Regions from separate parts of the Homo sapiens genome. Here all the other regions are linked to region 1. A link is a contact called in ENCODE Hi-C data. All regions are on one chromosome and are shown on one strand. The core of a region is the stretch at or near the end of the contact, and the rest is flanking DNA. Distances in the headings are between cores, read along the strand shown.

Region 1 (4,128 bases), core at 837-3,336:
CCTTCTAAGGTGGCTCTCAGCTCACTTTACAGAGGAAGAGAAGGCACTGATCAGGCCAAACAGCAATTCTAAAACTCTTGTTAGCGTCTCAATGGAAGTGAGCATTCCGGTTTGATACAAATGGAGTCACTTCCATATGGGAACGTGACATGAATAACAGCACACATTTACTTGAGGCAAAAGGCCAAAACACAAACTTTCTTCATTAGAGCTATCAAGAAAAATTTATGGCTGGACGCAGTGGCGCCTCATCCCTTGAGCCCAGGAATTCGAGACTGGCCTGGGCAACACGGCGAAACCCTGCCTTTACAAAAAATACAAAAAATTAGCCGCACATGGTGACTCGAGCCTGTAGTCCCACCTACTGGGACAATCACTGGAGCCCAAGGAAGTCAAGGCTGCAGTGAGCCATGATCACGCCATTGCATACCAGTATGGGCGACAGTGAGACCCTGTCTCAAAAAAAAAAAAAAAAAAAAAAAGAAAATGTGTATTTCAAGTGCAGTTCTTCTGAAGCGTTCCGTCAAATACCAAAGTTGTATTTTAACCACATCAGGAACTCAGCTTGGTTAAGCATTTTTAAATCATAGCAAGCAAAATCACATCTGATGACCGAGCGTTATTATTATGACCCTCCATTACTATGAAGTTTTTTTCAAGACTTATGTATCTTCTTCAGTTTTGTTTTTTCCTCTTCTACTGTAAGTCTGCTTACAACCAGCTAACCTCCAGCAAAACAGAACTCTCAAATTATCAGTTAATATGCAAACATTAAAATAAGAACGAGCTCCGTTGTGAGAGTCCAAAATTCTTCTCAAGTTCACTACTTCAAATGTAATTCAGCTGTTAGTCCCAGCCTCTGACCTCCCCCACTCACCCTGCAATGTTCAAAAATATTTTATCTGGAGGCACAAAGATCACCCGACCCACGTTCTACGTGGTAAGGTTCCTTCGCATACATAAAAAAGAAAAGCTATCTAGAATCATGACACTGCCTCTAATAAAGCATCCCACATGCTAGAGTAGGTATCTTTCAAAAAATAATGACACAATGGATCTCATATGTAGATCCATCGCCACTGCCCTTAAGATCCTGTAGTTCTTGACAACTTTACGCTACGTACATGGCTTAAAAACATCGAAACAGGTTATAAGTTTAGGATTGGATGGCTCCAAGAGGACTGCATTTAATGGGTTACAAGCCTGTAGGGGTGTGTAAAAAGCACAATCGCACAGGACAGCTATGAGGCAAGACAAAGTGGCTGGCGAGTTCAGTTTGCGGGGCGGTTTCCTAAGGATCGGATAAGCCTATCTGGACTATTTAGGCAACCAGGGATAATAAGATGCAAAACCACCAGAAACGCAGGTTCGCTGCAACAATGTTGTGTTCAGCATAGCACAGAGGACTAGCCTCCGCAAATTTCCACCTCTCACAAGCAGCTACTGCCCTCAACCACCTGGATTTGCACGGACGCCCGGTCCCCACCTCCCGGCTCCTGGGCACCCGGCCAGTGCCTTTGGCGCACTCAAGACAGGGGCAAATGCTTGACTCTGGAAAACCCCCGAAACGCTACAAACGGCCCAGGCCAGGAATCCAGGGGAAGACTTGATCTCCGACAACACGAATGCCAGAGACGGCTCTCGAAGGGTCTCCCGACAGGTCCTAGCGCCCGCCGGCTGGAAGAGGTCCCGACAGGGTTAACCAACAGCCGCGCTCGCCAGGCAGCAGGGGACCGCGAGCCCACGGCCTCCGGAGCCGCGACGCGAGCGGCCAGGGCCCTCAGAGAAGGGTCAGCGGCAGAACCGCGACGCCCGAGCAACTTTCGGTGCTGCCGGCGTGCACCAGCCGAGCAGCGCCTCGCAGAACTCCCAACTCAGCTCCAGAAGCCCAGGCCCCTAACGCGGTCGTTTCTCCGACACCTGGCTCGGAGACCTAAAGACCGACAGCCGCCTGTCCCAGCACACACCATCTGCAACCCTACCTCCGCAAAAGCAAATGGCCCTTCGGCCGAGAAATGTCGCCAAACTGCCGTCTTCCCTCCTCGGCCGCTGCGACAAACACCCCACAAAATGGCGGCAGCGCCGTCGCCCTAGAATCCCCCGAGTCGCCTCTAGCACCACCTACGCCGCGCGAACGCGCCTGCGTGACAGAACCTTGCGCGCTCCCGCCGCTCCACCTAAGGGCGGGGCTCCACGTGACGTAAGAGCGGGGCTCGAGCCTCCACACTGCGGCTGCGCGGCCCAAGCATTTCCACCCCCCCCCCCCCGCCCACCCGGTCCCGGGGCCTCTAGGCCGGGAGGGTGTTTACGTTCTCTACGGGCTCGGGTGGAACCGGGAAGGAACGCCCGTGTCCCGCCCTCAGTGTGTACCGCGTGTCTGCCCCCTCCCCCGGGACCTCAACTCCCGCAGCCGGCACCCGACAACGGCCCCAAAACCGCCTAGGGCGGGCCTTGGCTGGTCCCTGGGCTGTTCCCTGGACTGGGTGCTTGTCCTGCCCACTTGGCGCTTCCAGTCTAAGGTGGATTCGGACAAAGAGGCTGTCTCAGAAAACAAGCTCAAGGGGTGCTAATCTTTTCAAGGCACGTGCTCCTATTCAGAACAAAACAAAAACCCGGAGGTTTCAATGGAGACTCCTGACAAGGTTTTCCTGTTAGGATCCCTACCTCCTGAGCAGTTAAGGTCGCTGGAAGTTTCCCTAACGAAGTTTTCCCCATTTTTTTTTGTCCCTGCGGGCTGATTTTATTCAAGGCTGAAAAATGTCTCTGAGCTAGTGATAGTCCGTTATGGGGCTTGCTTACCTCAAATAAGGTATTCTGCAGTTCTGAGGACCCTCAGGCAGTTCCCCCGTGTAAGTATGTAACATGAGAAATATTAGGGTCAAAGTCGGAGCCCTGTGGGGAACACTCAAGGGCCAGAGGGAAAGGGGCCTGAGAAGGAATGATCAGCAGAGGAGGAGAACCAAGAATAGGGTGTCAAAGCAAGGAAGGGCGTAAGTGAGGGAAAGGGTTTAGGTGAGACTGAAGATCGTGGGGGGGGACGGCGGGCGGGGTGGGGGTTGGCTTCTGTATTCTGACGGGGATTCGCTGGATAAAAGGGAAAGCTAGAAATCAAATTTGGGAGGGTAGGGTTGAACTCTTGCGGGTATTAGCCCAGTAGCATGTGGGAGACCTGTTATCCTGTTAGGTGAAAGGAGGGAACGGAAATACCTTTAGTGATCTAACATGATAGAAACTTGTGCCATCTGGTTTGGGTAAGTAGGGTAAATTTAGATAAATCTCGGAGATTGTACAGCATTTCAAAAAGTAAGTTGAATTTTCATGGAGATTGCACTCCAAGAAGCGAAGTTGAAAAGAAACTTGGAAAACTGGAAGGGTAAACTCTTTATGCTACAGAATGAAACAAATGATATTATTTTCATCTAGAATAGCCACCATTTTTGCATCTACAAATTTAAATCTTACTCATCCTTGAAAGGCCATTTCTTTAAGATGCTGTCTCTGACATGAGTTCCCACCCATTTCCCGGCTCCTGACTACTCCAGTTAGATGTGAAGTCCTCAAATAGTGGAGTATTTGGAGCCACCTGGTATGCTAACAGATTTTGCCCAAAGAGTGAAATGTATTGGTTCTACAATTGATTACACATCCCGTCTCAAGGGAATCTATTAGATAGAATGTTGAGCTGACTGGTCTGGGCGATAATACAAGGTAGAGTGGGGCTCAAATTGCAGCATATGAGAATGTAAATTCAAGCTGGCACCAAAGAATGTTCTCCTGTTTCATGGAGTAGGAGAGATCCTGCCTCCTGGGGTTATAAGAAAGTGTGGTCAGGACAGCCCACAATTCTGCTCAAAAAAGCAACACTATGTTAAAAAGCAGCCACTTGAAATGCCACCTACAGAGGCCTTTATATTATAGACGTCACACACACTGTTACCCAATAGTAGAGTCTGCTTTGTAATTACATTCATCTCGCTTTAGTGTTTTAATTTGTATGCCACCAAAAGGTCTAATGTTTAAAAGTGTGTAGTGATCAGAAGGAAGCTGAGAATGACTAGCACCTCTATGCTATGTGATGCAGCACTATGGTGCCCCTAGTCACTCTCTGTGGCTTTGTGCTGAGTTTGG
Region 2 (4,128 bases), core at 619-3,118, 1.9 Mb after region 1:
ACTTCTGCACTGCTCTGTCTTTGCCCAGTGTCCTATGGCGCTAGAGGCCTGGGCTGTCACTCCTGATGTCATGGCAGTGCCAAGCGATGACCATCCCAAGGCCGTGCTGGGGAGAGGGGGATCATCTTCACCTCTGAACAGCTTTTGTCCCTCATCCTTTCCTTGCCCTTCCAGCCAGGTCTCCTCCACCCCAGGCAACAGCAACCCATTTCCCACATCCCCAGCTCTCAACAGCCTTCACTGAAGCAGAAGCCTCGGTTTGTTGCTACTGTTAGTTCCTGGAACCTGTCTCACTCTCATTTCTTCAGGGTTGATTTTCCAGGAAGCAGTTAGCAGCCTATCCTAGTTTGCCACATAGGTGGGCAGGCAGCTTTCCTTTTCCTTCACGCCTTCAACATATAGCTCAAATTTTTTTTTTTTTTTTGAGACAGGGTTTCGCTCTTGCTGCCCAGGCCTGAGTGCAATGGTGCGATCTCCGCTTACTACAACCTCCGCCTCCCAGGTTCAAATGATTCTCCTGCCTGCCTCAGCCTCCCGAGTAGCTGGGATTACAGGTGCAAGCCACCAGACCTGGCTAATTTTTTGTACTTTTAGTAGGGACGAAGTTTCGCCATGTTGGTCAGGCTGTTTTCCAACTCCGGACCTCAGGTGATCTGCCCCCCTCGGCCTCCCAAAGTGCTGGGATTACAGGCGTGAGCCACCGCGCCCGACCAATATACCTCCAATATTAAGTCTGTTGGGTGTTATTCTTGCCCCTAGACTGTGAGCTTACTCAGGGCTGGGTGGGGTCTGATTCATCTCTGTGCCCTGACCATCAGTCAACTAATATTTCTTGATGTAAGCATCATGAATCAGCCCAGTCATTTCTCTGCTGACCTTCAAACACCAGAGTTTGCCCTGAACACCTTTTGATCTTGGAGCACAGCAGCTGCTGTCCGTTACCCAGGCTAGGACCCCAGCACCAAAACTGTCCATTAATGTAATGGAATGAATTACCATTAATAGGCTGAAGTGGTATGTTAACTTACTCTTCTTTGTATAATTGAGGAAGGAATAATATTCGACTGTTCACGATTGAATGTCTTGTCTTTAGGCAGATCAAGATACTGGCTCCGGTCAAATACTGTGTTTCGACGTGATTGACAGGCGAAGGCTTAAGGAAAAGGAAGAGGAGAAAAAAAGGGGAGGACGATCAAGGAAAAGAGGAGATAAAAGTGGACAACCCAGCCGGGCGCGGTGGCTCACGCCTGCCATCCCAGCACTTTGGGAGGCGGAGGTGGGCGGATCACGAGGTCAGGAGATGGAGACCATCCTGGCTAACACGGTGAAACCCCGTCTCTACTAAAAATACAAAAAATGAGCCGGGCGCGGTGGCGGGCGCCTGTAGTCCCAGCTACTCGGGAGGCTGAGGCAGGAGAATGGTGTGAACCCGGGAGGCGGAGCTTGCAGTGAGCCAAGATCGCCCCACTGCACTCTGGCCTGGGTGAAAGAGCAAGACACCGTCTCAAAAAACAAAAAAAAAGTGGACAACCTGGGGCGGAAAAAGAAGTAGATGAAAAATGGAGGAGCGCTAAGGAGAGGAGAAAACAGAAGTGCCAAGGCAGGAAAGGAGCGAGGAGAGCGGGAACAGAAGGAGACGAAGGATGGACGGAGAGGAAGGGATGGAGGGCGGCAGGCAGGGAGGCAGGGCCCGCAGCGCGCCGGGCCGGTCCACCGCTCTCCAGCGCGGGGGTAAGGGGGCGGGGCCTGGGCAGCTGCGTGCCGGGAGCGACCCCCGCACCGAAGGGCGGATGGTTGTGCCCGGCGACGGCGCCCAATGAGCGGCCAGGATGTTGGAGCGCCGGCGGCGGTCCGGGCGCTCGCTGGCTGAGGGACGGCGGCCGCCGCCATGATGCTTGTTTGCTTTCAATGAAAACGAGGGGGGCGCGGAGGAGGAGGCGGCGGCGTCGGTGGCGGCGGCGACGGCGGCGCGGAGGCGAAGGCAGCGGCGGGCGCAGCGAGGAGGGCGAGGCCGGGGGCCGAGAGGGCGGGAGGGCGTAGTGGCGGCCCGTCGGGGCGGCTGAGGCGGGCAGCCGAAGCAGTGGCTCTCGGAGGGGGAACAAAGAGCAGCGACTAAGGCGGCAGAGGAGCGGCGGCGGTGGCGGCGCTGCAGCAGCGGGCGGGACTGGTATGGTGGTTCCACAGGGCAGACCCCGCTGCACTCACAGGGAGGAGGAGGCGGCAGCGGCGGAGGAAGGCGGCGCACCCCGAGAGGTGAGCGAGGCAGGCCGGAGGCCCGGTCGGGGCGCCGCTCCTCTCTCCGGCCGCGCACGGACCGCCCCCCGTCGGCCGGGCTCGGTCGCGGGCAACTTTCGTTTCGTGGGCGGCGGTCCCGCTGCTCCGCAAGCTGGCGGCTGTTGGGGGCCCCTTCGACGCGCCGCGATCGCGCCCCGCCCCGGGCCGCGCCCCCGGGCCGAGTCCCTGGGAGGGGGGCGTTGATTGACGGCGGCGGCGGCGGCGCGCAGAGGGGAGAGGGTCGGCGCTGGGCTCCCGGATCCCGGCCGGTCCCGGCTGCCGTCGTCGGAGGAGGCGAGTCCGTGTCCCGGGACTCGTGGCCAAGATGGGTGGCAACTTTTGAGAAGCGCCTCTGTGGGTGGCGCGCTGTGTGGAGTGTGGAGCTTCGCGCTCCGTGGCCACAATTACTGTCAAGCGGGAAACCAACTGCTTACCCCCTCCCCTAAAATGTTTTTAAAATTCAGTTTAACGCAGATTTTGAGGGAGAGGACGGGGTGGATTACAGGTTAAAGAAGCACTTGGCATGCAATGAGGATGCTTATTTTATAGTATTGCGAAGGATTCGGAGATTGTACTGGTTTCTACAAGCAGTTTTCTCTGGTAACCCAAATTGCATCCCTCCTTTTTGTTTTTCAGCACTAATCGCTATTTTCTTTGGAAACTTCCTTTGATTCTTTACCTCCTTCACCTTCCCCGAAGAGCCTGCTAACCAACACCTGTGGCCTTCTGTTTTTAACTGTTGTTGCCATTGACAGCGTTGTGAATGGTCATCTCGCTCGAGCTCTTTGGATTTGTTGTTACTGTGTAAGCTGATGTGTTTTAGATAATCTGCTTCAATTTGAGTTCCCATACTTACCTGTTTTCCAGGTGGATTGTCTCATTGTTAGTGCTGAATCTTCTTGCCTACTTGTATCTGGGAATTTAACTTTGAAGAGGAAGAGAGTGAATATGAATAACTGAAAAATAAAATGGTGTGTAGTAGCACTTTGTATTTTTTACAATATACTAGAATTTACTACTCTAGAACAGATTAGTAGGCTGTAGGAGTGGACGTGGGCCATTGATCAAAAGGGTTTAAAGGCTTTTTTGGGGAATTGCTGTTAAGACATTTATCACAGTCTTTATTTAATTTATTTATTGTTTTTGAGACAGGATCTCACTCTGTCACCCAGGCTGGAGTGCAGTGGCACAGTTCTCGGCTCACTGCAGCCTTCGCCTCCTGGGTTCAAGCGATCCTTTTGCCTCACCCTCCTGACTAGCTGGGACTACCGGCAGACACCACCACGGCTAATTTTTTAATTTTTTGTAGAGCCTTGCTCTGTTGCCCAGGCTGGTCTCCGACTCCAGGGCTCAAGCGATCTTCCTTCCTTGGCCTCCCAAAGTGCTGCAATTACAGGCATGAGCCAACATGCCTGGCCATCACAGTGTTTAGAATGTGATGACTTTTAGAGTAAAATTTAGAATAAAAATTGCTTAATATCTTTAGATCTGTGATCTACTCCAGGTGTTTTGCTTTAAACAAAATACATGAACAGCTGCTAATGAGAAGACAGACCTTTCTAGGTGGAGGTGACTTGCCCATGGTACTGTAATGAGGAGGGAAAGGACCGGGTTTGTGTGCGTGTGAGAGCGCATGAGTGTGCGACCTAATCGCTAGAGGTTTGTTCTTTTGGGAGGAGGGAGGGTATGTTAATGGTTGGAAGTTATTTCAGGTCACTTCTCAGTCGATGAACGAGATGCTGAACGAAATGATCAAAAAAGATGATGCAATTGCCAGGCATGGTGGCTCACCGTGTAATCCCAGCGCTTTGGGAGGTTGAGGAAGGAGGATGGCTTGAGCCCAGGTGTTTGAGA
Region 3 (4,128 bases), core at 904-3,403, 1.7 Mb after region 1:
ACTGCAGGCTCCAAATCCTGGGCTCATGGGATCCTTCCACCTCAGCCTCCCAAGCAGCTAGGACTACAGGTGGATGCCACCACACCTAGCTAATTTCTTAAAATTTTTTGTAGAGACAGATCTCGCTACGTTGCCCAGGCTGGTCTTGAACTCCTGGCCTGAAGTGATCCTCCCACATCAGCCTCCCAAAGTGTCTTGAAATTACTGGCGTGAGCCATGGCACCCAGCCAAATTCCACCTTCTTCTAGAAAACTGCTGGGTAAGGTTCCTGTTCTTTAGGGTCCCCACGACTCTGTGTCCTTACACCTGGCCCTCCAGACTGATTCTCAACTCCACAGTGGCCTACGGTCCTTCCTTGGCCCTGCTCCTTCACACCTCTGTGCCTCTCCCTGCCTAGCAAATTTCTTATCACCCTCAAGGCCCCCCAGCACCACCTGTCACCTCCTCCACATTTCCATGGCATAGCCCCTCCCCTATAGCAAGGGTTGTACAGTCCTGGAACTAAGTGTCTGCATGCCTGCCTTCTCTACTGGGCTCCTGGGCTCTCTCGGGAAAGGGACCCCGTTGCTATCTGCCTTGTGTCCGTAGGGTCTAGCAGAAAGCATGACCTAGATAATGCAGAATTCAGTAAATGTCTCTTGTATGTGTGGAAGAAAGCTACAGCTAAACTATTATAAAAATGTGAGATTTTATATCACAGCTTGTTCCAACAGTTAGCAATTAAAGGGGTCAAGGACACCAAAATGTTTCACAAAATAGAACAAGCTTCCATCTGCTTACAAGTTTCACACGCTAATCAGAAGTCACTAAATGAACAGATAAAGCAGAGACAACAGGCAGGCTGGGCCATTTCTTTGATCATTCATTCATTCATTGAGCTGATACTACTGAATACTTCCTGTGTGCTTTCTAAGCACTGGGGATAAAGCAGTGGACAAATCAGACAGCTACCTGTTTTCACAAAGTTACATCCTAGTCGGGGAGACAGAAAATAAGCAGGCAAATAAATAGAATAGTTTCAAACCAGATGAGAGCTAGGAAGGAAATTTTTTAAATAATGAAATAGCATGACTAAGGGAAGAAAGAGGGTGGTCGAGGAGGGCCTCACCCAAAACGAGACATCTGACCAGAGGAAGGAGCAGAAAGAGCTACTTGTGCCAAGATCACGGAGACAACTCCAAAGACGGGGAAACAGCAAATGCAAAGGTCCTGGGGCAAATGCGGGCTGGCATGTTCAAGGCGGGCGAGATGAGTGGGACGGGGCAGCAGTCTTCTGGGGGAGGGGCGCGGTGGTAAGGGATTCGGGCTGGGTCCCCTCTGGCACTGCTGGACACCGAGTGTGCAATGACAAGGCAAGAGAGGAGTGCGCGGGGAGGCGGGAGGCTGGGCGGGTGGGGAGGGGGTTCCTACACCACTCACACCAGCACGGGCCAGCACCCTGCCCAGTCTTCCACAGATGCACACCGGGGTCCTGCCCAGGCGTCTGCATACATTCACACAGCCTGACAACAACCCTGTCCAGAAGAGACATTTCCCCACCTTCCCGAAGGCAAAACCGCGGCAGAGCGAGGGTCAGTGCCTTGGCCAAGGTCGCGGGGACGCGACCCCGGGCCCCTGGGCACCCGGCGCAGGAGTGCAGCTGTCTGCCCCACCTCCGGGAGGGATGGCGCCCGCAGACCCCACGGGCAGGTCGGCCGGGCCAGGCCGGTGAGCAGGCCCGCAGCCCGGGGCTGCTGACAGCCGGGCGGAAGGGGGCGCCTGCGGCATCCCCCAGCACAGGGGCGACGGCTGCGGCTGCCAGGGCCCCGCAGCCCCCGGCCCGCCCCGAAGCCCCCGGCCGCGCGGTTCCCTCACCGCCCCTCCCCGCGGGCCCGGCCCGAGCAGCCGCCGCCAGGCCTAGCCCGCCCGCCGGGCTCACCTCGCCTCCCCGCCGCCGCGCCACGGGGAGAGGGCGGGCGGGCGGACTGGCGGCGCTGCGTGCTAGTCACTCCTGGCTCCGCGGCCCCGGCTCCGCCGCCGGCCCGCCCCGCTCCGCTCCGCCCCGCCGCCGCCGCCGCCGCCGCCGCCGCAGTGGGTGTGAGGGGCGCCGGGGCGCTGCGACCCTTCCGGTCCCGCTCCCTTCTCCGCCGCTGCCGCCGCCGCGGCGCCCGGTCTGACAGACCCTCGCGCCGACCAATCAGCGCGCGGAGAGCGGAGCAGGCGCGGCCAATGGCGCCTGGGGGGCGGGCCGATGGAGGGTGGCGCGGGCGGGGTCGGGGGCCGGGTCGGGCGCCCGAGGTCCTGGGCCGGGGTTCCGCGGGTTCTTCGCCCCCGGGCCTTTCAGTGGCGCGGGCCGAGTGGCCATGGCGCTCGGGTGCGCGCAGTGCACGCGGTGAGCTGGAGACGCAGGCATTGCGCGGCCCACCGGCTGAGCCCGCTCTCCCTGCGAGGGGGGCGCAGCTCGGTGGAGAGGGTGGCCCGGAGGACCGGGAACCGGGCTGGAGGCGCGCGGGGCTCACACCGCGGGGTCCGCGGGGAGCCGGGCCTCGGGCTGCAGGTGCAGGCTTGTGGCGGTGAGGCGACTGGAGCGGCACGGGAGCCCGCCCGTTTCGGGGAGAGCCCGGGGCGATCGCGGGGGGAGGCCGGCCTGGCGTCCGGGAGCCCGGCGTGCTAGGGCCCGGTAGGCGGGGCGGGCCTCGCACTCGGTTGCTCGCTGCGGCGCCGGAGGAACGGGTCTATGGGGGTGTGGGTGAGGCCAGAAGCCGGGTCGAAGAGGGGGAGGGGGTGCGAAGAGATGGCGGTGTGTAGACAGGTGACCCGGTGGGTCGGTGACGCAGGAGGAGACTGCGCTTGGTGGCGGGATCACTTAGTTGACAACATCTAAAAATTAGGAGGTGCGGCAGGGCGCGGTGGCTCACGCCTGTAATCCTAGAACTTTGGGAGGTCGTGGCGGGTGGACTACCTGAGGTGAGGAGTTCGAGACCAGCCTGGCTAACCTGGTGAAACCCCGTCTCTATTAAAAATACGAAGCAATGAGCTGGGCGTGGTGGCGGGCGCCTGTAATCCCAGCTACTCGGGAGGCTGAGGCAGGAGAATCACTTAAACCTGGGAGGCGGAGGTTGCAGTGAGCCGGGATTGCGCCATTGCACTCCAGCCTGGGTGACAGAGTGAGACTCTCTCAAAAAAAAAAAAAAAAAAAAAAAAAAAAAAAAAAAAAAAAAGGGAGGTGCTCAGTCAAGCCTCTGAGAGGAGTGGGGGGCGGGGCGAGGAGTCTCTTGCTCAGAGCCCCCTAGGGACTGGGACCCGTTGACTCTGAGCTGCTTTTGAGGCTGGATCAGGTACCAGCGGCCTGGGGGTCGTACAGGATGGGAGAGGCCGGGGCTTGGGATGTTGCCAGATCTACGTTGAAAAGTGAAGCAGGAAGAGAGGCACTGAGGCTGGGCACATGGGGAAAACCGTGGAGAGCCGGCCTTTGGGGACTAGAAGAGTGGGAACAATGGTTGACAAATGGTGAGTGTGGTGTAGAACAGCAGTAACACAATACCAGGATCCACAGAGTGGCCAGGGCCAGAGTGGGGAGAAGGAACAGGACTCTGCAGATGGGGAGGGTAAGGGGCTGGGTGGCGTGAAGGGTGGTTGCAGAATTTGGGGAGGGCAGCTAGCCTGTGACCCAGGTTCCAAGGGCACTGAGGTCTGGGCCAGGCCGCTTGGAGGCACCAGAGCCTCAGAGGAGGGGTGGGGTAGAGGAACGGATCCAGCATGGTGTCCCCCTTGGCCACCAGAGGGAGTTTTCTAAATTTGAGCATGGCTCATCGCTGCTTGAAATTCTACGTCACAGTGTGGCCTGCATTGAGGAGGGCCCACACCTGTCGCTACCTCAGACTCACCTGCCACCTGCCTCAAGTGCATGAGAGAGAACAGGAAACCAGAAATTGTCAGGATCGAGGATTATGGGAAAAGAGTAAAAGCCTAGCTGTCAGATCTGAGGTTCCACCAAGGAGCACTGATGGGTGCTTCTCATTAGGAAGGCGGTGCGGTGGCTCACACCTGTAATCCCAGTACTTTGGGACGCCGAGGTGAGTGGATCACCTGAGGCCAGGAGTTCGAGACCAGCCTGGCCAACATGGTGAAACGTCATCTCTATTAGAA
Region 4 (4,128 bases), core at 645-3,144, 1.5 Mb before region 1:
CTTTCTCTGAACAGCGAGAAGGCGCTTAGCGCCCTAGGGACCAGGTAACTCCTGAGGTGAGCTTCTTGGTGGGGATCAAGCCCAGGGGGCGACGGAGTCCGGGCTGGGGGAAGGGCCCGAGGGGCTGGAGTCGCAAGTTCAGGCCCAGCTTGGGCTCCCTGTCCCGCCCTTCCGCTGTCTTGGGGGATTGGACGCCACGCGGTCGTGCTAGATTCGGTGCTGCGGGCCCGGTGCAGGATGCAGGCCGTGAGGCCCCAGGCCGAGGGCTGCGCCAGCGGGCTTGTCCCGGCCAGCCGGGCGGTCCCGTGTCCCGGCGCAGCTCCGCTGGGGTCCAGATGCCCGGCCCTCAGGGGCGAGGCGCGCACTCCCCGGGGAACCGGGCTGCGGAGCAGGCGGCCCGCTCTGGGCGGCGGTGGCACGAGAGGGCCATCTGCCTGGGTGCCGAGAACTGCAGCGTCCGCGGTGCGAGGCGCGGCCCGTCCCGTCCCGGCCCCCAGCCCGGCGCGCACGCACATACCCACGCCGGCCGGCGCCCGCTGCCCGAGCCCCCGTGCCAGGCCCAGACCTTGACTAGGCGCGGGAGGCGGTGCAGGGACTAGAGGACCCCCTCCCCCGGCGTTCCCCTCGCCCCGCCCGAGGCTGCGAGGACCCCTGGGCTCGGGGGTGGTGAGGGAGCTTCGTCCCGGCTGGGCCCGGGCTGGGGACTCGGCCTCCCTGGGCGGGGGCCGCACGGCTGCAGGCCGAGGTGCGGACGCGCTGTCAGGCTGCAGCCCGGCTCGGTGCCGGGGGTGGGCTCAGCGCTGGGGTCGCCTGGCTTCGTTCCCCCGCGGAGGCCACGGCCGGGCGAGCAGTGCCGGGGCGGGTAACCCGACCCGGCTCCCCAGAGCCGCTCACCCCGCACGGCCCGGCAAGGGGAGGGAGAGGGATGGGGGGAGGGGGAAGGGAAGGGGTGGTGGGTGAGGGGCTGTGGGCACCGCAGGGCCGAGTCCCCGGCCCGTCTGCGCTGCTGTAGGGCGGCTGCCCGCGGCACCCGGGACGATCCAGCCTCTGCCTCGCGGGCGTCGAGCCTGAGACAGGAGGGAGCCCTGGGGCTGCACAGGCTTGGCTCAGGGAGGCAGACCCGAGCTGCTGCCTCCATTTTGTTTCCTGCTCAGCTTGGTCTGTGGTGGTGGTGGTGGTGGTGGTGTGGGTTTGGGGTGCGGCCGGGTAGGGGGTTCGCCTGCGGCCGCGTCTGCTCGGGGCCTGAGGCCTCGAAGACCCCAGCCCAAGCCCCCAGGTGAGCCCTGCGGCAGGAGGGGGGTTGCCTTGGCCTCGGGCCGAACCCAGCGGGCTGAGGGCAGGTGCCCAGTGGATGGGGAGCCTGGGCTGTAACCTAAGATGGAGGCCGGGACTGACGCGGGCCCGAGCAGGGCTGGCGGGACGATCGGACAGGCCTCAGCCGCGCCAGGTGCCGCCTGGGTTGGGGTTCGAGACGCGTAGGGTGCGGGAGCCGTGTGCGGCCCGAGGCCAGCGCCGTGCCCCGAGGTAGGTGAGGGGATCGGAATGCCACCCACGACGCCCGCAGGCCCCGACACTCCAAGGAGGCGCGCGAGGCCCCTGGGGAGCCCGCCTCAGGCCCCGCCCGGGCAGCCGGGCCGGCCCGTAGGCCCCGGCCGCGAGCGGGCGCGCAGGGGGAGGGGAGGGGGCGGCAGCGGCAGCTCCGCTGATTGGGCGGCGCTCTCACAAGCCCGACTTCACCCGCCCTGAACCCCGAAGAGTGAGAGAAGGGAACGCGCGCGCTCGGTGGGGGAAGGGGTGCGCGCGCACTCGGGGCCCAGCCGCACGCGGGCCGGCGCGAGGCGCTCGGTCGCACGCGCGGCCGCGGGGGCGCGCGCGGTGGGGGTGTGAGGAGGAGGAGGCGGCGGCGGAATAGGCCGGGGCAGGTCGCGCTCGCTGCCTTCTCCCCTGAAGAGAGACGCGGGGGGAGGGGGGTGCGGCGAGCGGCCCCGCTCTCTCCCCACCGCTCCGCTCGCACCCCAGTGTAATGAGGGTCACCCCCTCCCCCCAGCTGGCCCGGGAGGGGGCGCGGGGCACGGTAACTAGTGCGCTGGGGTGGGCGGCGGGCAGGCGCGAGGAGAAGGGAGGGAGGAGGGTGGCCGGGCGGGGAAGATGGTGGTGGCCGTAAGGTGAGGGGCTCGGGGGAGGGCCAGGCGCGATGCGGGGTTGGTGGCCGGCGGCGCTGCAGCCGCCGGCCTCCTCCCCCTCCCCCTCCTCCATCACTACCAGCCGGGCTCAGGCCTAGCTGGCCGGGCTGCCGCGAACTTCCTCCCGGCGCGGCCCGTGCCCCGCCGGCCGCCTGCGAACACCTCGGCCTCCGCCTCCCCTCAGGTAGCAGGCTGCGGGGCGCGGGGCCGGCTGCCCTCCCGCAGCAAACTTTGCTTGCTGCTGAATATTGATGAGAGCGATCGGCTCGGCTGGGAGGTGCTGCCGCGGCTGCGGGAAGGAGCGCGGCCCGGGCAGGCGGCGGCGGCGTCGGCAGCAGCCATGTTTTTCGAGCTGTAGCAGCTGCTGCTACCCTGACTGGGCTTCGCTGGCCGCCTCGGTTTCTCCCTCTGCCGGGTCCAGGCCTCTTCGCCCTGCAGCTGCGGATCCAGCAGGCCTGCATTCAGGAAGGCGAGCTCTGGGGTGCAGCCGCCTCGGCCGGCTCGCCTGCGGCCTGCGCACCGCCGCTGCAAAGGCTCCGGCGCTGGCTGGGCGCAGGGTGCAGCGCTATTGTGACCGCTGCGCCCTAGCGAGCCAGGAAGGGGGGGGTACCTTTTTGTGCAGGGTCCAGGAGCCCCCCTCGGACCCCGCAGCCTTTTGCTTTTGAGAGATCCAGCTGCTCGACCCCTGGCGAGGGAGGGGGAGGACTAGTCCTGTTTGAGAATTGGGAATTTTGACGGGCAGAGGGGTTTTAATTTTAGTTCATCCCAAGTGTCCACCAGTCTACAGAGGAGGAAAAAGAGACGGGCTGTTTCTATGTAGCAGGATCGGCCCAGCTTCGGGAAAATGGAGTTTTCAGAGGCTCATCGAGGCCATTTTTTCATCTCCAGTCGGGGGAACTTTTTCTGCCCATGGAAGTGCAGCAGAAAGGCATAGAGGCCACTAGGCCTTGAAGTGGCTGCCATTTTAAAGAGTCGAGTCAGATGGCCTATTAACTCAGATTAATTGCTGTGCTTTTGGATTCCAGGTTGATGCCGGCCCAGGATGGATCAGACCTGTGAACTACCCAGAAGAAATTGTCTGCTGCCCTTTTCCAATCCAGTGAATTTAGATGCCCCTGAAGACAAGGACAGCCCTTTCGGTAATGGTCAATCCAATTTTTCTGAGCCACTTAATGGGTGTACTATGCAGTTATCGACTGTCAGTGGAACATCCCAAAATGCTTATGGACAAGATTCTCCATCTTGTTACATTCCACTGCGGAGACTACAGGATTTGGCCTCCATGATCAATGTAGAGTATTTAAATGGGTCTGCTGATGGATCAGAATCCTTTCAAGACCCTGAAAAAAGTGATTCAAGAGCTCAGACGCCAATTGTTTGCACTTCCTTGAGTCCTGGTGGTCCTACAGCACTTGCTATGAAACAGGAACCCTCTTGTAATAACTCCCCTGAACTCCAGGTAAAAGTAACAAAGACTATCAAGAATGGCTTTCTGCACTTTGAGAATTTTACTTGTGTGGACGATGCAGATGTAGATTCTGAAATGGACCCAGAACAGCCAGTCACAGAGGATGAGAGTATAGAGGAGATCTTTGAGGAAACTCAGACCAATGCCACCTGCAATTATGAGACTAAATCAGAGAATGGTGTAAAAGTGGCCATGGGAAGTGAACAAGACAGCACACCAGAGAGTAGACACGGTGCAGTCAAATCGCCATTCTTGCCATTAGCTCCTCAGACTGAAACACAGAAAAATAAGCAAAGAAATGAAGTGGACGGCAGCAATGAAAAAGCAGCCCTTCTCCCAGCCCCCTTTTCACTAGGAGACACAAACATTACAATAGAAGAGCAATTAAACTCAATAAATTTATCTTTTCAGGATGATCCAGATTCCAGTACCAGTACATTAGGAAACATGCTAGAATTACCTGGAACTTCATCATCA
Region 5 (4,128 bases), core at 1,037-3,536, 1.4 Mb after region 1:
GGAATCAAGGAAAGGGAGGCTAAAACTCAAGGGGACTGACTTCACACCCAGTCTTCACACACTGCCCAAATGTGTTCATTTTGTTGCAGTGTCTGAAATCTCACCAACTGAGAGATTCCTCTAGGTTAACAAATCTCCTCTTTTCAGAATTAAGGAACCGTTTAAACCTGTCAACAACCTTAAGAGATGTACATTTCATCATTCCATTTTACAGATGAGCAAACAGGCTAAATGGCAGAGTTACTTTTACAGTGTCACACAATGGACGTAAAGCACAGGCCTGACTCAGAACCTTTAATCCTACAATGCTGCCTCCCCACTGAGAGGGGAACAGGACTAATCTTCATCCATACCTCAATACACATGAGTTAGTTTCCAATACCCTTCTACAGAAACACCTAAAACAAGCTTTCTCAAAGACGGGGCTTTTGTTTGGGGTGACAGGCAAGCAACAAGTAGCTGAAGCACACGAACACCGTGGAGGAAGGATCTGAAGTTCAGACCATGGATTTGGGGTGCCTGATGGAACCAAGCCTCAAAGACAAACCACAGATTTCACAACACTGCAGAGGACCAGCTCTTGCTCCACAACAGCTTGCCTCCCCTTCCTCTTTCTACCCTTCCACGTGACCCTCACGGTTCTCTCCACCAGAAAAGAGGCTACCATTGTTAGTTGCCAGTCTGGCAACACTGTGCATCTCAACCACAGTGACTGGCACAGAGCAGGAACGCAAATATTTACTGAATGAACCCAAGACAAAAGTTGTTTCTACGGCCAAGCTGGGACCCTAACTGCCATTTTTAACACAGTAGAGATGAGATATGCACCTTAAGCACCTGATTACTGGTGTAAAACGGACTTTTCAAAGCCTAGTCTGAGTTGCGGACAGGCTACAGTAAAAGCCTTATGTGATTATTTTTCCCCAGCCAGACTGTCTCAAAGAAGAAAACAGCTTAGCACTTTGGCATACAAATACAGACCTCAGAGGGGCATAATATGTTAGTATCTTAAGAGTGTACAAGCAAATCATGACTTTATTTAGGTTGCCTACTTTAGGTCATCCTAACATGAACAGCAGTTTAGAAAAGAAAAATCCCCTCTCAGCATTCTCAGGGTGACAATGAGGGTGGGGATAATGGCAGATATCTCCCAAAAGTTCAGCGTGGGCCAAAACCCAAAAAATCATATTCCACGATGTGCAAAAGGTTTCTTTCAAACCATGACTAATAATTTAAACAAATACATGTTTACACCAAATAATCAACTAAACAAAGTCCTTGTTCATAGGAAAACATGACATTAAGCCGAATGGTTTCAAAGACAATTCTTGAAAATTTTACCTATTTCCCTTTTGGTCGGCACCCGTGACCTGAAAAGCCTTGGCTAGTAGTTCCGATTAGTGTCAGATCCTCATAATGTGACATTTTCAGGCGTCAAATTACAGTAAAACTACTAGGGCAAGAACAAGAGCCAAAAGCAACAGGGAAGATGTCCATTTTCCATTTACACCCCCCCCCCAATTTACCACTTAAGAAAAACGGCACGTTTTTATATTAGAAAAGGGCCGCATCCTTCCAGATCTAGCGCAGCCTTAAGTCCGTGATTTGAGGAACCTGCCGCTTCCAAAATACAGGCTGAGACGTCCTCCCCATGAAGTAGTTTTGCGCTCTTGCACCACCTCCTTTGTCTACGCTGTCCCTGCAAACTCCTAGCTCAATGCCCTCCAGCAAACGAGCTGCCTGAACGCAAAGATGACCGTTCCAAGTCTTTTTTAAAAGAAGGGAAAAACCCAGTCACGCTCCTGGAGCCTGGTTCCCACGGGAGCAGGCCGGGCTGTCCACGACGGAAGCCTCGACCCTGGCTGGGGCTGTCGGCCGGGCAGCGCGGGAGAGCCAGGGCCAGAGCCGGGGCCGGGAACCCTAGTCCCGCCGCCTACGCGGGATGCAGCGACCACCGCCCGCCGCCCCCGGGCCGGCACTCACCTCCGTGGAGGGGCAGCGGCGCCAGCACCTGGCCGCGGACCTCGGCCTTGGGGGAGTCAAGCCCGTAGCGCCCGCGGTCGATGCGAAACGTGAGCGGGGCGCCGCGGCCGGGCTCCTGCACCGTCACGTTGATGAGCGCCGTGTAGTACTCCTGGCTCGCGTTGTCTGCCCGTGCCGGCCACAGGCTGCAGGTCAGCAGGGCGAGCGCGGCGAGCCGGGCAGGGCCCGCCCGCCCCGCGCAGCTCATCGTCCCTCCGGCAGCCGCCGCTGCTCGCGGACCGGGCTCCGGGGCCGGCGCCTAGAGGCGGGGCGGGCGCGGCCCGGGCGGCGGCGGGAGCGCGCGCGCGCGGCCTGCGCGGGGCCGAGCCCGAGCGCGGCCCTCCTGGACGCCGCGGCCCCGCCGCTCGCCGCCCTCACGTCCACTGCCCGCCTGTGGGGACGCGCCCATGGGCCCTCGGCGAGGGCGGCGTCTCAGGTCGCACGCGGGCGTCTCTTCGGGGTCCCAGGAGGGTTGTAGAAGCGTGCCCCCTCCATCCCCCCGGGTCGGTCCCACCGAATGGGAGGCGCCTCGCAAGGACGCGGCGGGGGAGGGGAAGGGCGGCACGGGAGGAAGCGCCCCGAGGAGGGTCAGCGGAACACAAAGTCCCTCTCGCGCGGCTGCCGCCTGAGGCGCGTGTCCGCCGCCGCCCCGCCCCCCCGCTGGTCTAGCGGCAACGCGCAGGCCTAAGGCGCAGTCCCGCCCCGAGCGCATGCGTGCCAGGGCCTGTCCGCTCCCGCCCGCCTGCACGAGGGCCCGGGCAGCCGGGTCAGCCGCTGGTGCTGGTTGTTTCTCTGTCAGGCGTGATAGCCGCAGGGCGTGGAGCCCGGGAGATTTGCGAGGACGTATGGAAATGTGTGAGAACAGACTACAAAGGAAAAAAAGCCATAACTTTAAAAGAAATGTTTAAAATTAAATGTCATGAGATTTAACATTCACGTCATGCGGTTGACATCATGGATGGGGGATGTCTCTGGCCCGGACCTGCAGGGACACGAGTGGTTGGGAAAGACCTCTAGGGTAGCCGTCCCTAACCATTTTGGCACTGGGGGACGGGTTTCCAGGAAGAGAGTTTTTCCAGGGACTGAGGGAGTTGAAGTGGTTTCCGGATGAGGCTGCTCCACCTCAGATCATCAGGCGTTAGATTCTCGTAAGAAGTGGGCAACCTAGGTCCCAAGCATGCGCAGTTCACAGCCGGGTTCACGTTGCTATGAGAGTCTAATGCCGCCCTGATCTGACAGGAGGCGGAGCTCAGGCGGTGATGCTCACTCACCTCCTGCTCGCTTACTGGTTCCTCGAAGGCCCTGGGCCGGTACAGGTCCGCGGCCGGGCGGTTGGGGAGCCCCTGCTCTAGTGACTAGGTGAACTACTCCAGGGGCCCCCGGACCAGAGGGTTGCAGTGGGAACCCCCCCTCCACCTTCCGAAACGCGCGCGCGCGCACACACACACGACTCTCATTTTCTCTCTCCATGGCGTTTAAAAGATACACATCGCTATAAAGTATCAGCTAAAAGGAAGAATGGGGCAGTGCAGCCGAATTCAGGAACTTACAGGATCTTTGTGGGGAGGCGGAGGGGGAAAGTTTGGCGTCTTCTGACCAGCCAGGGTTGAGTCTCCTGTCTCCTACTGCGGGAAGTGGGTGGAGTCAGCTTTGCACAACCAAATGTTCTGAAAATCCGGAAAAGAGGTGGCTCCCCAAAAAGAAATTTGAGGCACTGTTTCCAGGAAAGGGTACGGATGCAGTGCAGGCTAAAACTTAAGATGCCCACCACTGGCCAGGCGCGGTGGCTCACGCCCGTAATCGCAGCACTTTGGGAGGCCTAGGTGGGCGGATCACGAGGTCAGGAGTTCGAGACCAGCTTGGCCAACATGGTGAAACCCCGTCTCTACTAAAAATAAAAAAATTAGTCGTGGTGATGCGTGCCTGTAGTCCCAGCTACTCGGGAGGCTGAGGCAGGAGAATCGTTGGAACCCGGGAAGCGGAGGTTGCAGTGAGCAGAGATCGAGCCACTGCACTCCAGCCTGGGCGACAGAGCAAGACTCCGTCTCAGAAAAAGAAAAAAGAAAGAAAACAGATGTCCACTATTGATGACTTGGCAGACATCCT
Region 6 (4,128 bases), core at 638-3,137, 1.3 Mb after region 1:
GCTGGGATAACAGGCGCGTGCCACCATGCCTGGATAAATTTTATATTTTTAGTAGAGACGGGGTTTTGCCATGTTGGCCAAGCTAGCTATTCAGATTCTTTAATGAAAAGTCTAGGTTGGCATGTTTTTAATAGATGGCTTGGATAAAACCACATCCCTGTCTGCTCCTCTTCAGGGAGGACAGTACTCAGGAGGCCACGATGCCCATGATGGCACAGGGAAGGCCCTGTCAGAGGGCACAGCAGGACACACCAAACCTAGCAGTGGGGAGAGATTGGGAGAGGGTTCAAAGAAGGGTTCCCTTGGGGGGACCCTGGGAGCTCGGTCCCAGGGGACACGGAGAGTGAGGTGGAAAGGAGAAGAGCCCGCAGGAAGGAGGTGTACAGAGACCGGGCTGCACCTGCACCCGCCCGTTCAATGAGACGACCCACATAAGCCTGCCGAGCACAGCACAAGTGTTTCAAGTACACCAGCGAATATGACACACTGGCGCGCTGATGACACCCTGGCGCGCTGGCGGAAGAAAAGGTGCCGGTCCCTCGCTTTCTTCATCGGGCTTGCAGTAGCTTCGAGGTTAGCCACAGGGGCTGCCGACTGAACAGCTGGATCTAGGAGGCGGGTCCAGAACAGGAGCCCGAGATCCTTGAAGCCCACTGGGAGGGAACCCGAAGCTGAAGGGAACACTGAGTGTTTCTGGGAACAGAACAGTCTCTTCCACATGAAGAAACGTGGCCCAGGAGAAGCCTCCGTCTGCATCTGGCTATTAGCTGCTCACACTGAAAATCAGGATGATTCACAGAAAATGCTCTTGATAAACTGGACGACCTGGCAACACTGGGACCGCAATCCTGTAGGGCAACAGTCGGTGCCCCGAAGAGCACAGGCACTGAGCCCGAGCCAGCCGGGCTCCTGCAGTGCTGGGCGCAGGCCCTGGAGCATGAGGGGCCCCGGACACCACCTGCGGAGGGAGTGGCCTGTGGGCCTCCCCTGGATCCCACAGGCCGCACGACTCCAAGGGTGCCTGTCCAGCTTCATCCTGTGTGATGGTGGCACCCGGGCCCACAAAGGGCCACCTTGGCGAGCTTGCAGGAACACCCTGTGCCGCTACCCACAGCCTTGGGTGCGCAGCTCTGAGAGCAGCCAGGAGCAGGAAAGGTGGGGGAGGAGAAGCTGGGGGAATGGGGGTGCGGCCAGCTCCAGGGACCTCTGATCTTGCTAAAAGGGCGATACTTTGGTGAGATGGGCACGAAGAAGAGGGCAAAAGAAAACGTGCGCTGGCGTCACCTGGCCCCTTAGAGGCACCTGGGGAAACTGAGGTGGAGGATGAGGACAGGGCGGTCTCGCCAACTTTCGGCGGTGAGATCCCGGGAAGCTGCACGGCCCCCGGGGCTCGCGGGCGCCGAATCCGGGCAGAAGCCGCCGCCGGTCTCCACTTGGCCGCCCCAAGCCGACCTGAGGAGAGCCCGCCGAGGGCGCATTCGCCTCCCGCCAGCCCCTCGCCTCCCCGCCCCGGCCCCTCCGCGCCCGGCTCCCGGGTCCTGGCCTCGCGCCCCCGCCCCGCCGCGCGCTGGCGTGCGTGTCCGCCGCGACGCGCCGAGGCCGGGCCGGAACCGGACCCGCCCGCCGCCCGCCGCCAGCCCCGCCGCCAGCCCAGCCGCGGCGCCCACAGGCCCGGCCGCCCGCGCGCCTCTCACCCGTAAGGCCGCCGCCCCTGCCGTGGCCCCGGCGTCGCTGCAGCACGAAGAAGGGGTTGGCCCGCTCCGTCACCCACAGCGCATTGGCCACCAGCACCTCCTCCGGGCTCAGCCACATCGCGGAGCCGCTCGCACCGGGCCGAGGCCCGCGAGACGGAAGCGCCCGCCGCCGTCGGCGTCCCGGAGCGGAGCGTGCGGAGCGGAGCGTGCGGAGCGGGCCGGGGCGGGGCGGGGCCGGGCGGGCGGCGCCCCCTGGCGGGCGTGTGGCGCTCCCGCACGCGGCCCGAGTTCCGCGCCGCCCCCTCAGCCCCGGCCTCGGGCGCGCGCCAGCCTGGCCTCCTGGAGCGGTGCAGCCCACGGCCTCCGGCCTGGGTCCAGAACGGAACGGCCCAGTCCGCAGACAGGGGAGCCGCTGTGCAGAGCAGGGCTTCTGGCGTTTTGAAAGCTGTGCAGTGTGAGAGAAGGATGTCAAGAAGCAGAGTTTGGCGGCTTTTGGCTGGTTGCGCGTGCAACCCGGGGCGTGTTAGCACTGCAAAGGGCGCCTGGAAAGGGTTTGCAGTTCCTCCTAATTCTCAGCTTTCTTTTCTTTTTTTTTTTTCGACAGAGTCTTGCTGTGTCGCCCAGGCTGGAGTGCAGTGGCGCAATCTCAGCTCACTGCAACCTCTGCCTCCCGGGTTCAAGTGATTCTCCTGCCCCAGCCTCTTTAGCTGGGATTACAGGCTCCCGCCAACACGCCCGGCTAATTTTTTTGTATTTTTAGTAGAGACGGGGTTTCACCATGTTGGCCAGGCTGGTCTCGAACTCCTGACCTCGGGTGATCCGCCTACATTGGCCTCCCAAGTCCTGGGATTACAGGAGTGAACCATCGCGCCCGGCCAGTTCTCAGAATTCTGACACTGGGGCCGGGAGACTAGAAGAATCTTCCAGCGCAGGGCAGGTGCCAGGAGGCCCTGATACGGGCTGCATCCTTGGAAATCAGTGCTGCCCCTCCCCTGACAGACGGGTCACAGAGGCTGGCCGGCCCTGGGGATGGGGTCTGGACTGGCCCTGGGCCCAGTGGCGGCTTCTGCGCAAGTGTGAGGCTGGCTGCAGGCGAATGCGGGTCCCTGGTCTCCCAGTGTTGGCCTGCAGGGGCAGCGCCAGTCCACACACAGCCTTCTGCATGAGGGGGCTGTCAACTCCACCTGGGACAACGGGCCTGGGGCCTGTCCGGGGTCGACTGGGATGTGGGGTCACCCTGCTGGCTGGAACCCTCACCAGGGTCTGGCTAGAGGGCAAAGGGAAGGGGGCAGTTAAACCATCCTTGGAGCTGGACCTGACTTCCAGGTGGGTTTCTGTGATTGGCACTCAAGAATCTTGGTGCGATGGATGTAGGTACATGCAGTTGACACCCAGAGTGATCTGCAGTCTTCTTCAATGTTGCTGGATATAGGAATCAGCTTTCAAGATGCAGAGGCGGGCTTTCTTCAACACCTTGGAAGTCTGAACTAATATTGTCATTGTGCTCTCTAGAGGGAAAGAATTTGGAAGAACTGCACTTTTTAACACCCTGAGAGGAGGTAAAGAGTCGTCTTGTTCCTTAATCCCAGTGGTTCTCAAATTGGGTATACATTAGGATCACCTGGAAGGCTGATTCAAACAGGCTGCTGTAGTCCCAGCCACTTGGGAGGCTGAGGTGGTAGGATCACTTGAGGCCAGGAGTTCAAAATCGGCCAGGGCAATATAGCAAGACTCCATCTGAAAACAAAACAAAACAAAAAACAGCCACACAGGTTGCTGCCCCCTCCCTCCCAGGGTGTTTGCACTGCTAACTCGTTCCTAGGTGATGTTGATGCTGCTGACCTGGAGACCACTCCTCGAGAATGGTTTTTTATAAGAAGAAAAAGAACAAACATTTATCGATCACTTAGTATGTGCGTGCTAAGCTTACTTCTTTTTGATTTTCTGAGATATAAGTCACATTCCGTAACGTTCACTCTTTTAAAGTGCAAAACGTAGTGGTTTTTAGTATATTCACTAGGCTGGGCATCCATCATCACTAATTCCAGAACATTTTTATCAAGTCAAAAGAAACCCCTTACCCATTAGCTGCCATTCCCCACTTCCCCCCGGCTTTGCCCTGGCAACCATCAATCTATTTTGTCTCTATACATTTTTCCCATTCTAGCCATTTCTTCATATAAATGGAACCTTACAATATGTGGTCTTTTGTGTCTGTCTTCTTTCACTTCCCATCATGTGTTCGAGGTTCACCCACGTTGTAGCACGTATTGATGCTTCATTCCTCCTTATGGCTGAATAGTACCCCACGGTATGGATGCACCGCATTTTATTCATTTGGATGGACATTTGGATTGTTTACCCCTCGTCTATTATAAATAATGCTGCCATGAACATGTGTACAAGTCTTTGTGTGAATATGTGTTTTTAATTC
Region 7 (4,128 bases), core at 731-3,230, 1.2 Mb after region 1:
CAGAAACAGTGACAGCCCCTCGACAAGGGAGGCCTATGTCACCCCATACTCATACCTCACAGGATCCTTAGGCTTCTATCCCCTAGGGGCTGGGCTCGTGAATCTAAGTGCTCCCCTTCTTTGCTCTCCTGTTCCCCAGGCCCTCAGAGAGCCAGCCTCCTGGATGCCCCCCAGACACAGTGGGTGCCATGGAGCCAGTGCCTCTCCCTCACTCTGCTGTCCTGGAGCCTGGCTCCCTGTGGTAAGCCAGGCTTGCAGAGGTGGCTCCTGACATCAATCCGCGGGCATGTGGCTGCTGCGGGAGGCACACACTGGCTCAGGACAAAGGGCAAGGGCTCACGGCTCTACCCACGACTCAAAGAGCATGCCCCAGCCCTTCAGATATGGCCCCACCTAGGCCTTCATGCCAGTGTGCTTTTATAGTCACCCTGCCAAGGACCCAGAATGTCCTTCCCCAGGTGACACACCCTACCTACAGAGAATTCTGCCCCAGCCATGCCTGCCCTTGATAATATACCCCGCCAGCACGGCCTCTGCCCAGCCATCCCTCCCGTGTCAGGCAGGCTCCCCGCAGAGTCCCTGGGTGATGCCTCTCTGGCCCTGGAGCCCCAAGGCCAGCCCAGGCCTCTGCTCTGGCAGAACAAGTGCGGCAGGCGGGCGTGCTGGCAGAGCTCGGCGTGGGTAGATGGAGCTCGGAGGGTCCGGAAGGGTCCAGGTTCCCTCGCCCTCCTCCGCAGCCTCTCTGGGATGGCGCTCCGGGACAGGGAAACAGGGAAGCAGGTGGCGGGGAGGCCGAGGGGCAGCTGGACTCAGCCCGCTTAGGCCTCCAGCAGGCAGGCAGGCAGGAGGCCACTCTCCCGGAACCTCCAGGCCGGGGGAAGAGCGCCTCCGAGGGCTCAGGCCCTACTCGGCCCCACCATCGCCAAGACCGGCCAGCGGGGCGGCGCGGGGGGATCGGCCCGCACCCTCCGCCTGCAAGAGCGCTGGGCGCACGCGGAGGGCGGGGGCCAGCCCGGGAAGCTCGGGGTGCGGAGGACGGGCTGGGGCCGCACGGGAGCGCAGGGCAGCAGGGGCCGGGCTGCCTCAGGACGCCTCCCTCCCTCCCTCCCTCCCTCCCACAGGCCGGATGCTGCCGACGCGTTCTGGGCGCCGAAGGGAGTCCCAGGACCGGGTGTCACGCCGGGGTCGCCCAGGCCGGCGCGGGGCAGCAGGCAGCAGGGTGGGGGGGTGCCCTCGCGCCTGTGTCCCTCACGCCGCCCCAGCTCCTGCCCAGGTGGCTGTGGCTGGCGTTCCGGGACCTCTGTGACCTTGGGTCTCTGCCCCTCTCCGAGAACCCCACGGGTCCCCAGCTCAGCGTCGGGACAGCTGCGCCCGCGGAGTCCGGTCCGGAGCACCCACGGGCGCGGCCCGGGCCCGAGGAGAACGCCGCGGCTCCAGCAGCAAACAAGTGGGGGAGGGTGGGAGGGGCGTCCTCGCGCCGCCCGGGCGGGGAAGGGGCGCCTGCGTCGGCTTCCGGCCGCCTTCCGCGGCCACCGCCGGGCCCGCTCCCGCCGCCGACGCCCAGGTGCGCCAGGTGCGGGCCGGGCGGGGGTCGCGCTCACCTTTCTGGCCGCTGAGTGCCGCGTACCAGGACAGCGAGAGGAAGGCGCACAGGCAGAAGAGCAGCAGCGTCAGGAAGGTGCCATTGCGGAGCCTCATCTCCTCGGGTGCGCGGCGGGCGCCCGCGGGGCCGAGGCTGCATGGCCCGGGGGACCGGGGCCGGGGCGCAGGGGTCGGAAGGCGGCGGCGGCGGCGGCAGGGGCCCCGGCCCCGGGTCGGGGAGGGGCGGGGGGCCCGGGGCCGGGCGGGGACCGGGCCAGGGAGCGCGCCGGCCGCCCCTCAGGGCGCAAGCTTTGTGCCCTGTACTCAGGGAAGAGGAACAGGCTCAGAAGGGCAGAGGCAGGTATCAGGCTCACTGCAGATATCAGGGGCGCGGGACACTGGCGGCCTCGCCTCCGCGGCAGGGCCGGGCCGGGCCGGGCTGGGCTGGGCTGGGCGGCGAGAGCCGCGGCCCGGCCTGGATCTGGGGCCTGGATCTGGGGCCGCCGCGGAGTCGACGGCGCAGGGCGGGGCGGCCCGGATTTAAAGGGGCCGCAGCACCGCCGTCGCCGGCGCCGCGAGGGGGTGGGGTGGGGGCCGGCGGCCGGGATCCCGATCGGCTCCCGCAGCCCCGCGTGGGCTCGTGCGAGTCGGCCTCAGGTAAGGCTGGAGTGGGAGTGCAGGTCGACCGCAGCCGGGGCGGGGGGCGGGCGGCGGGGGCGGCGCTCCGGGACCCCGGTACCCTTCTCAGCAACATCTCCTCCGCGCGCGGACCCCGACCCCATTCGCACGTTCTCGGGGCTCTTTCCCGGGCGTGAGGGGCTCTGGGTGGCGCGGGGGACTGGGCGGTTGAAGCCGGGAGCGACCGCTGCCTTCGCTGCCGCCCAGGGCGCTTCCCCGCTCAGGAGCTTCCTCTGGGCCTCTGGACGGAGGCGCGCAGGGGCCCGGGAGGCGGGAACGATGGGCCTTTCTAGGCGGTATCAGGGCCGATGCTCGTGGATGCAGAGCAGTGACCAGCCCAGAACCGTACCGGCTTCCCGGGGCAGGGGCGGCCCGAGAGCGCCGCTAACGGGAGCAACGGGCCCTGCCCCCGGTGGTGTAGGGGCCACCTCGCCCCGCCCAGCCCAGCCCGATATTGATGGGGGCCCACGCCTTCATTGTTTTTTTGTTGTTGTTGTTTTTTGTTGTTTTTTGTTTGTTTGTTTTTGAGACGGAGTCTCGCTCTGTTGCCCAGGCTGCAGTGCAGTGGCGCAATCTCGGCTCACTGCACCCTCCGCCTCCCGGGTTCAAGCGATTCCCCTGCCCCAGCCTCCCGAGTAGCTGGGACTACAGGCGGCCGCCACCACACCTGGCTAATTTTTGTATTTTTAGTAGACACGAGGTTTCACCGTATTGGCCAGGCTGGTCTCGAACTCCTGACCTTGTGATCCGCCCGCCTCGGCCTCACAAAGTGCTGGGATTACAGGCGTGAGCCACCACGCACGGCCCATTTGCGTTCTAATTTCAGGCGTTCCTCAATCCTCTGTGGAACCAGGAAGGGCGCAAATTATAAAGGGACTGGCCCAGCGCCGCCTCTGGGCAGGCTTTGGGCAGCGCCTGGCCCGCTGCCGGCTTGGACCTCCCAGACCTAGGGGCCCGGTTCCTGGTGGAGGCTGCAGGGACCTCTGCCCCACCCGCCCGGGGGAGGCCCGAGGGGCTGGACTCAGACTGAGATTGAATGCGGCTTTGTCTTCCTAGTTCAGCCCCGGCCCACACCTGGGGCTGAGTGGAATCGGGAGCTTCGAGGGGTCTGGACAGAGAGATTGATGCCAAGAAGGGGGTGGCCGAGCCAGAGGTTGAAGTGGGCTGGATCCTGAGGCCCCCTGTTAAAGGAGAGGGCTCCCCACTCAGTGCTCCTGGAACTTTCCGAACTAGAGACTGGGACTTATAGGAGCCTTCTAGAGGAAACTGTCGTGTTTTCACAGGTGTCTTCTATTTGTGGCAAAGGATAATGGCTTTTCACTTAGGTTGTGACATAAAGGGCCTTAGAAATTGTTAATGAGTTACTTAATGTTAAAACTTAGTCACCCAGAGGCCGGGCGCGGTGGCTCATGCCTGTAATCCCAGCACTTTGTGAGGCCGAGGCAGGCGAATCACGAGGTCAGGAGATCGAGACCATCCTGGCTAACACGGTGAAACCCCGTCTCTACTAAAAAATACAAAAAATTAGCCGGGTGTGGTGGCTCATGCCTGTAATCCCAGCACTCTGAGAGGCTAAGGCAGGAGGATCATTTGAGCTCATCAGTTCAAGACCAGCCTGGGCAACATAGTGACACCTCATCTCATTAAAAATTTTAAAACAAATTTTTTTGGATTTTTTTGTAATTTTATTTATTTATTTATTTATTTTTAGTTTATCTTATTTTTTTTTTTGAGACGGAGTCTTGCTCTGTCGCCCAGGCTGGAGTGCAGTGGCACTATCTGGGCTCACTGCAAGCTCCGCCTCCCACCTTCACCCCATTCTCCTGCCTCAGCCTCCCGAGTAGCTGGGACTACAGGCACCCACCACCA

Evidence for each region. Hi-C counts contacts between places; a loop is a spot of excess contacts on that map. Pooled maps may share reads with other maps.
Region 2: a loop to region 1 is called in a map of CD4-positive, alpha-beta T cell, with 20 times the contacts of the local background. The contact joins the promoter of CNOT6 here to the promoter of CLK4 in region 1. A Hi-C loop is called at or near these places in 6 of 168 maps with a recorded cell type or tissue (CD4-positive, alpha-beta T cell, CD4-positive, alpha-beta memory T cell, CD8-positive, alpha-beta T cell and 2 more), 6 of 37 single-sample maps with no recorded cell type and 19 of 50 pooled maps.
Region 3: a map of CD8-positive, alpha-beta T cell shows a loop between it and region 1 (4-fold over the local background). The contact joins the promoter of MAPK9 here to the promoter of CLK4 in region 1. A Hi-C loop is called at or near these places in 1 of 168 maps with a recorded cell type or tissue (CD8-positive, alpha-beta T cell), 8 of 37 single-sample maps with no recorded cell type and 13 of 50 pooled maps.
Region 4: a map of CD4-positive, alpha-beta T cell shows a loop between it and region 1 (15-fold over the local background). The contact joins the promoter of NSD1 here to the promoter of CLK4 in region 1. A Hi-C loop is called at or near these places in 3 of 168 maps with a recorded cell type or tissue (CD4-positive, alpha-beta T cell, CD8-positive, alpha-beta T cell and naive thymus-derived CD4-positive, alpha-beta T cell), 1 of 37 single-sample maps with no recorded cell type and 7 of 50 pooled maps.
Region 5: a map of ascending aorta shows a loop between it and region 1 (12-fold over the local background). The contact joins the promoter of RNF130 here to the promoter of CLK4 in region 1. A Hi-C loop is called at or near these places in 3 of 168 maps with a recorded cell type or tissue (CD4-positive, alpha-beta T cell, ascending aorta and gastrocnemius medialis) and 21 of 50 pooled maps.
Region 6: a loop to region 1 is called in a map of mesothelial cell of epicardium, with 28 times the contacts of the local background. The contact joins the promoter of TBC1D9B here to the promoter of CLK4 in region 1. A Hi-C loop is called at or near these places in 1 of 168 maps with a recorded cell type or tissue (mesothelial cell of epicardium), 3 of 37 single-sample maps with no recorded cell type and 10 of 50 pooled maps.
Region 7: a map of naive thymus-derived CD4-positive, alpha-beta T cell shows a loop between it and region 1 (20-fold over the local background). The contact joins the promoter of MGAT4B here to the promoter of CLK4 in region 1. A Hi-C loop is called at or near these places in 1 of 168 maps with a recorded cell type or tissue (naive thymus-derived CD4-positive, alpha-beta T cell), 5 of 37 single-sample maps with no recorded cell type and 9 of 50 pooled maps.

What each region holds. Positions count from the first base shown.
Region 1 is chr5:178,624,964-178,629,091 of GRCh38, forward strand. CLK4 (CDC like kinase 4) reads right to left here and starts at 2,087. Exons shown (of 13, transcript NM_020666.3): 1 at 1,983-2,087. RefSeq lists enhancers at 1,033-1,713, 1,446-2,055.
Region 2 is chr5:180,492,511-180,496,638 of GRCh38, forward strand. It overlaps CNOT6 (CCR4-NOT transcription complex subunit 6), which reads left to right and starts at 1,869. Exons shown (of 12, transcript NM_001370472.1): 1 at 1,869-2,253. RefSeq lists silencers at 1,609-1,808, 1,939-2,078, 2,249-2,348, 2,379-2,638.
Region 3 is chr5:180,289,930-180,294,057 of GRCh38, forward strand. It overlaps MAPK9 (mitogen-activated protein kinase 9), which reads right to left and starts at 2,154. Exons shown (of 12, transcript NM_002752.5): 1 at 1,919-2,154. LOC124901151 (a long non-coding RNA gene) reads left to right here and starts at 2,303. Exons shown (of 2, transcript XR_007059085.1): 1 at 2,303-2,371. RefSeq lists silencers at 1,670-1,859, 1,990-2,359, 2,370-2,709 and an enhancer at 2,632-3,274.
Region 4 is chr5:177,131,879-177,136,006 of GRCh38, forward strand. NSD1 (nuclear receptor binding SET domain protein 1) reads left to right here and starts at 1,895. Exons shown (of 23, transcript NM_022455.5): 1 at 1,895-2,074; 2 at 3,209-4,128. The coding sequence starts at 3,226. RefSeq lists enhancers at 886-1,437, 930-1,224, 1,438-1,991, 1,992-2,543, 2,544-3,097 and silencers at 1,261-1,930, 2,011-2,170, 2,231-2,530.
Region 5 is chr5:180,069,473-180,073,600 of GRCh38, forward strand. It overlaps RNF130 (ring finger protein 130), which reads right to left and starts at 2,287. Exons shown (of 9, transcript NM_018434.6): 1 at 1,984-2,287. The coding sequence starts at 2,230. RefSeq lists an enhancer at 1,961-2,668 and a silencer at 2,558-2,637.
Region 6 is chr5:179,906,010-179,910,137 of GRCh38, forward strand. TBC1D9B (TBC1 domain family member 9B) reads right to left here and starts at 1,888. Exons shown (of 21, transcript NM_015043.4): 1 at 1,695-1,888. The coding sequence starts at 1,812. RefSeq lists an enhancer at 842-1,619 and silencers at 1,500-1,549, 1,600-1,739, 1,750-1,809, 1,880-2,039.
Region 7 is chr5:179,804,886-179,809,013 of GRCh38, forward strand. It overlaps MGAT4B (alpha-1,3-mannosyl-glycoprotein 4-beta-N-acetylglucosaminyltransferase B), which reads right to left and starts at 1,981. Exons shown (of 15, transcript NM_014275.5): 1 at 1,602-1,981. The coding sequence starts at 1,698. It also overlaps a transcript of SQSTM1 not described here. RefSeq lists silencers at 836-1,255, 1,266-1,395, 1,526-1,595, 1,826-2,385, 2,556-2,725 and an enhancer at 1,137-1,798.